2 separate regions of the Homo sapiens genome follow, and region 1 is linked to region 2. A link is a loop called in an ENCODE intact Hi-C map of the cell type or tissue named here. Cell type or tissue: prostate gland. All regions are shown on one strand.

What was found. Hi-C counts contacts between places; a loop is a spot of excess contacts. Peaks named below come from ENCODE experiments on the same cell type or tissue, not always from the same donor. Only the 100,000 strongest peaks of a DNase experiment are listed, where the experiment ranks them.
Region 1: a loop joins it to region 2, with 3 times the contacts of the local background. A loop is called at or near these places in 13 of 110 quality-filtered maps.

What each region holds. Positions count from the first base shown.
Region 1 is chr5:132,237,257-132,239,756 of GRCh38, forward strand. No RefSeq gene overlaps it. Among named protein-coding and RNA genes, the nearest start is that of P4HA2, 11 kb to the left of the region's middle. In prostate gland, a CTCF peak has its summit at 1,183 (motif pointing right); a DNase peak (open chromatin) is centred at 1,185.
Region 2 is chr5:132,377,149-132,379,648 of GRCh38, forward strand. SLC22A5 (solute carrier family 22 member 5) reads left to right here. Exons shown (of 10, transcript NM_003060.4): 2 at 1,230-1,333. Among named protein-coding and RNA genes, the nearest start is that of MIR3936HG, 8.5 kb to the left of the region's middle. In prostate gland, no CTCF peak of the experiment used is centred here; a DNase peak (open chromatin) is centred at 1,096; H3K27ac peaks cover 2,357 bases.

The DNA of each region.
Region 1 (2,500 bases), 140 kb before region 2:
TCACTCCTGTCTCAAGGACCCTAAACCCTCCTGTGGCCTCTTTCCTGCCCTCAACTGCCCTGCTAGTGTCAGCTCCAGTTGCAGCTCTGATCTCCCCTTCCCTTCAGTAGACACCAGCATTTGAACTTGCTAGTCAGCCCTGCCTTGTGGCCCTGCAGTACACTGCCCTGGGACTCTTACCCACCACAAGGAGGCCAGGGCACTCATTCCTCCAAAGGTCCTGACTACCTCATTCCACATCAAACCTATTCCACACACCCACATCCCACATAAATACATTTTAAACTTGACCACACAAGAACATGGCTGAACTTCAGTTGACTATGACTATGACATACTGTTAACATTTACTATATTTAGTATTTACATTTTTTATAGCTTTCTATATTTTTTTCATGTTTCAAACATTTGCATAAACCTGTGAGAAGCTTGATAATCCCTGAGCTTCTAGTGCCTGAAAAACAGAGCAACTTGGCCATAGCCTCTAGTAAGAGGGCTCTCACCCACAAACACACACACATACGCACACACACACACACATTTATATGCTCACGCACAGAGGGATTCACATGCATACGCAAGCGTGTGGATCTGGCCTTTCACATGAGAAGGAGGAGGTTCTGTCCTTTGTCCTCTGGCTCTGCCCTTAATCTTGACTCTGAACCAGAGCCTGATATTGACTTTGGACCAGGCTCTGGCCTTATTACTTACTCTGACCCTGAACCAGCTAGTTGCAGACTTGGAATCAGGAAGATGTCTACCTCTATCATCTGTAGAAATCAGAGCCCATGGGAGAAGGGATGGCTTGGACAGTACATCTTCTTGGCTGAAGAGTGAATGATCAAGGTGGTGAAGGTGGAAAGATGGCTTCCTCAAACTGGCTGGGTCGTTAGATGCTGTCATTGGTGGCTGCAATTTTGGGGGCAAGTACTGCCCTCTCACCCCAGTGGTCACCCAACAGCTGTAGGCCAGGTTGACACCAGTGGTCACCCAACAGCTGTAGGCCAGGTTGACACCCTGCCCTCATCAAGTTCTGGAATTTTCTCTGCACTCTCTCCTGGGGCACCAACAGCTATTTTTGTCCCAGGGCAAAGGTGTGTGAGGCCTTCTGGGAGAATCTTTTTAGGGGAGCTGCTTCCTTCTTGTCCAGAGCTGTAGTTGCAAAAATGAGGTTGGCCACCAGAGGGTGCATGGAGCTCAACAGGGCTCACTCAAAGGAGCAGCCCCAGCCTTGCTCAAAAAGCCCCTCCACTTGGTGCCCCATCCTTCCAACCTGCCAAGGTTTAGCTGAGACCTGTGACTAGGCCTGCATAATCATGAGCAACGGGAAGGGAGAGATGTTTTCCAGGCCCTGGGGAATGACTCCAATGCTGGGACCTCCACTGGCTGAGGAGGCAGGGAGGATATTGGGAAGACCCCAGATCCTTTCCTCAGCCCATAGTGATCAGGGGCCTTCATGGTCAGCTAAGTTGACTTGTAGCCTTGGGAAGCCTCAGGCTGTGGAAGCCTCAGGCCATAGGAGCCAGTAGCCCTAAGGAAACACCAAGGACTAGTAATGCAGTGAAGTTAGGAAAGGAGATGGGGAGACCTTGAACTCTGAACATACCCAGAATATCCTGGCTCTGTGGAGAGGAGCTCCTGGAGGAGAAGAGCCAGAGAAGCAGGATGGGCAGTCCTCATCTGGGTTTCTATGATGCTCTGGGATGCTTCTGTGATTGGACAACTAATTTATGGAGCACTCTCCCTGTACCAAGTGTTACCTAACACTTGACAGATGTCATCTGCTTACCCTTCCAGATCTCCTCTCCTGTCTCCTCTTTCCCCTGCTCTGCGCCCTGACTGCTGACCTATATGGATAGCATCAACAGGTTCACCTGCCCTGCAGCTTCTGGTTGGGTTCAACCAATGGGGAGTAGCAGGAAAAGATCAGTAGGGAAGAGGAGATGGACTTTGAGGAAGCTGTCTGCAGCCTAGACATGAAGGCCTGGCTCTATGACCTGTCAAGCCTCAGCACTGCCTTTGAAGGAGAAGACCAGCTGCCTTGGTCATGCTGAAGTGTGGCAAGCAGGGTTTCCATACTTGGTCACTCAGCCTAGGGCTTCAGGAACCCTCTACACCCTCACTTACTCACATTCAGTCAGTCAACAGACATCCCCTGACACCTCCCTTGTGTCCAGTCCTGGGTACCCAGGGACACAGAGATGAGTCAGAAAAACACCCTGCCTGCATGGAGCTCATGTTGTTTTTTGTTTGTTTGTTTGTTTGTTTTGTTTTATGGGGGGAGAGGAGGCACAGATGAAGAAATTGACGGTGAATCGCAGAGGCTGAGGGAGACTACAGAAGGGGAGACTCACTTGCCGAGTGGTCAGGTAGGAGGATGAGGTGTGGGTCTCCCTGCATAGTCAGCCAGGGGAAGTGTTGGAGGTCTGGGAGAATGGTATTGCAGCAGAGGAGATAGAATGAGCAAAGCCTGGGAGAGGGAATGGCTCATTCCCACGGA
Region 2 (2,500 bases):
CCGTGTCCAGCCTGAGGGTTGCCTGCCAACCCCTCTGAGAGGTGCCCGGAGGCTGTGCGCCCACACTGCCCAGCAGTGCGGAGAAGCAGGCTTGTTTTTCCCTGTCACTGGCTTGGAAGAGATGCTTTGTTCTAGGGAGCCGCATGTCCCCTTGCCTGCGTTGTTGGTGAGGAGCCAGCAGGCTCCGTGGAGGGCAGGCTAGCAGCCTGGCACCAGGGAGGCAAGGGTCTGAGTTCCTAGGAGGGTGGTTGCTCATGTGAGAAGTCTGCAAAGGTTACTACTGAGCACCATCTCTCTGTCTGAAAAACATTTTTCATTTTTCTGTGAACCACTAAGTTTCCCGTTTGGGCTTTCTTCCTGCTTTTGGCTCTTGTTTAGGCAGGCGCAGCCAGATCCAAGCGTCTGGCTGCTTCCCCATGTCTTCAGACCTCTTTTTCTGTTCATGGTAACTATAGATGGAACCACACATTGGAAGCTGGAAACTCAAGCGGTGCAGCCTATTCCTTACCCCAATCCCTGTTTTACAAATGGGGAAATCAAGGCACAGCATGGGGTGATGCTTATCTGAGGTTGGAAGAGTTTTAATAGTAGAGTGGGAGCTAAAACCCAGTTTCTTACCTCCAAGCTCAGGACTTTCAGCTGTAATTGAGCCTAGTATAGTTGGTGTGCAGCATCAGGGATTCCAGCTCTAAAGGTCACAAAAAGGACCCGGGGGTCATTGGCCCAGGGTGGGAACCCGAGCAGAGCAGGTCCAGATGGTGCACTCTGTGCCCTGGCCTTAGTTTCTTGCTGGATGCTTTGGCCCGTAGAGCCCCAGAGCCCTGCTTCCAGAACCACTCCAGTGACGTTCATGCCAATGGCCTGAACCCCACTGAGCGAGGGTGCCCTGCCTCTTCCACAGCCCTGGGCTCCGCTCAGATTTTTAGGAGCAAGCGTTAGAGGCCTTGCTTTCTCCAGGGTCAGCATGTGGACAGAACACTTACTCTCTGCCTGTCTCTCCTCCTCAAAATGGAAGCAAGACAGTGGGGCCTACAATGCTATGAAAAACAGGATGGGAAAGAAGCCTGCTCTCTGCCTTCCTGCCCAGGTGAGCCATCACCTGACTAAGTGAGTTCACACTCAGAGCGTGTGGGGATGGCAGGATGTTCTGACTTCATTTTCCAGGATGCCTTTGCTTTAAAACCTTTTAAAAAGAAGTGAATGATACACCCCCTTTGCTCATCTTGCAGTGGAACCTGGTGTGTGAGGACGACTGGAAGGCCCCACTCACAATCTCCTTGTTCTTCGTGGGTGTGCTGTTGGGCTCCTTCATTTCAGGGCAGCTGTCAGACAGGTAAGGTGTCTGTCTTCTGGAGCACCAGGGGACCTCAGCACTGAGGAAGAAGCGTGTGCCTGGCCCTTGATTTCAGTTGGTAGTATTCTTTCAGCGCAGGGCCCTGTATTTTAAAGAAGAGGAAGCTATGTCTGTGATATAGACTCCATGCCTAGTAAGAAGAGCCAACAAATCTGACTCCGTAATTCTTGCTAAGTAAAGAAACCTGAGCTGTCTAAGCTGAATGTATCTGTGACCCGGTTGACTAGGTAATATGCCATGATTCACTTCTGCAGTAGCCTGGCTTGCCTCCCCTGGGTCACTGTGACTCTGTCATGCCCCTGAGCATGGGAGAGGTTGACATCATGCACACATGCACATGTGCTAGATTGTAGATCTGTAGTAGTGCCACGGTGTCTGCCTCTGTAGTCCCAAGAAGACCAGCATTCTCTCTGCAAAGTGAAAGGAGCTCTCACCAGCCACTAGTGGTATGAAAAGCAGAACTCTTTTGTCCACAAGGCTGATGCCCCTTAGCTAAGTGGCCTGTGGTTTTGGCATTTACTTTATGACAGGAGGGAGAATAGTGTTTTGATCCATTTCTTATAAGCAGGTTATTTGTATAATTCTAAAGCTTTTAACTCAAGGAAACATTAACGGCTTAGAGAATCCCAAACCCCTCGAAATTATATGCACAATGTTAGAGACTACATGTGAGCATTTTTTTGGAGAGAGGTCCGTAGCTTTCATGAAGTTCTTAGAGGGGTCCATTATGTTGTGTCTTCTTTCCCTGGAGCTTCAGGGTCTGTCAGAGAAGACTGTGAAGAGAGTAGCAGCCTTCAGCAAGTCCTTGGCCACATGACACATGTGAGAACACCCCACAAATCGGTGGGTTAGCCGGTGGAAAGGAGTCCCAGCATCTTCCCTGGTTTTTAATTCCTGGCCTCAAGCAATCCTCCCTCCATAACCTCCCAAAGTGCTGGGATTACAGGCGTGAGACACCATGCGCAGCCAGATATTTTTTATTGTTGTTGTTTTTTTTTGGAAAAGGAGTTTCACTCTTGTTACCCAGGCTGGAGTGCAATGGCACGATCTCGGCTCACTGCAACCTCTGCCTCGCAGGTTCAAGAGATTCTCCTGTCTCAGCCTCCCGAGTTGCTGGGATTACAGGCATGCACCACCATGCCCAGC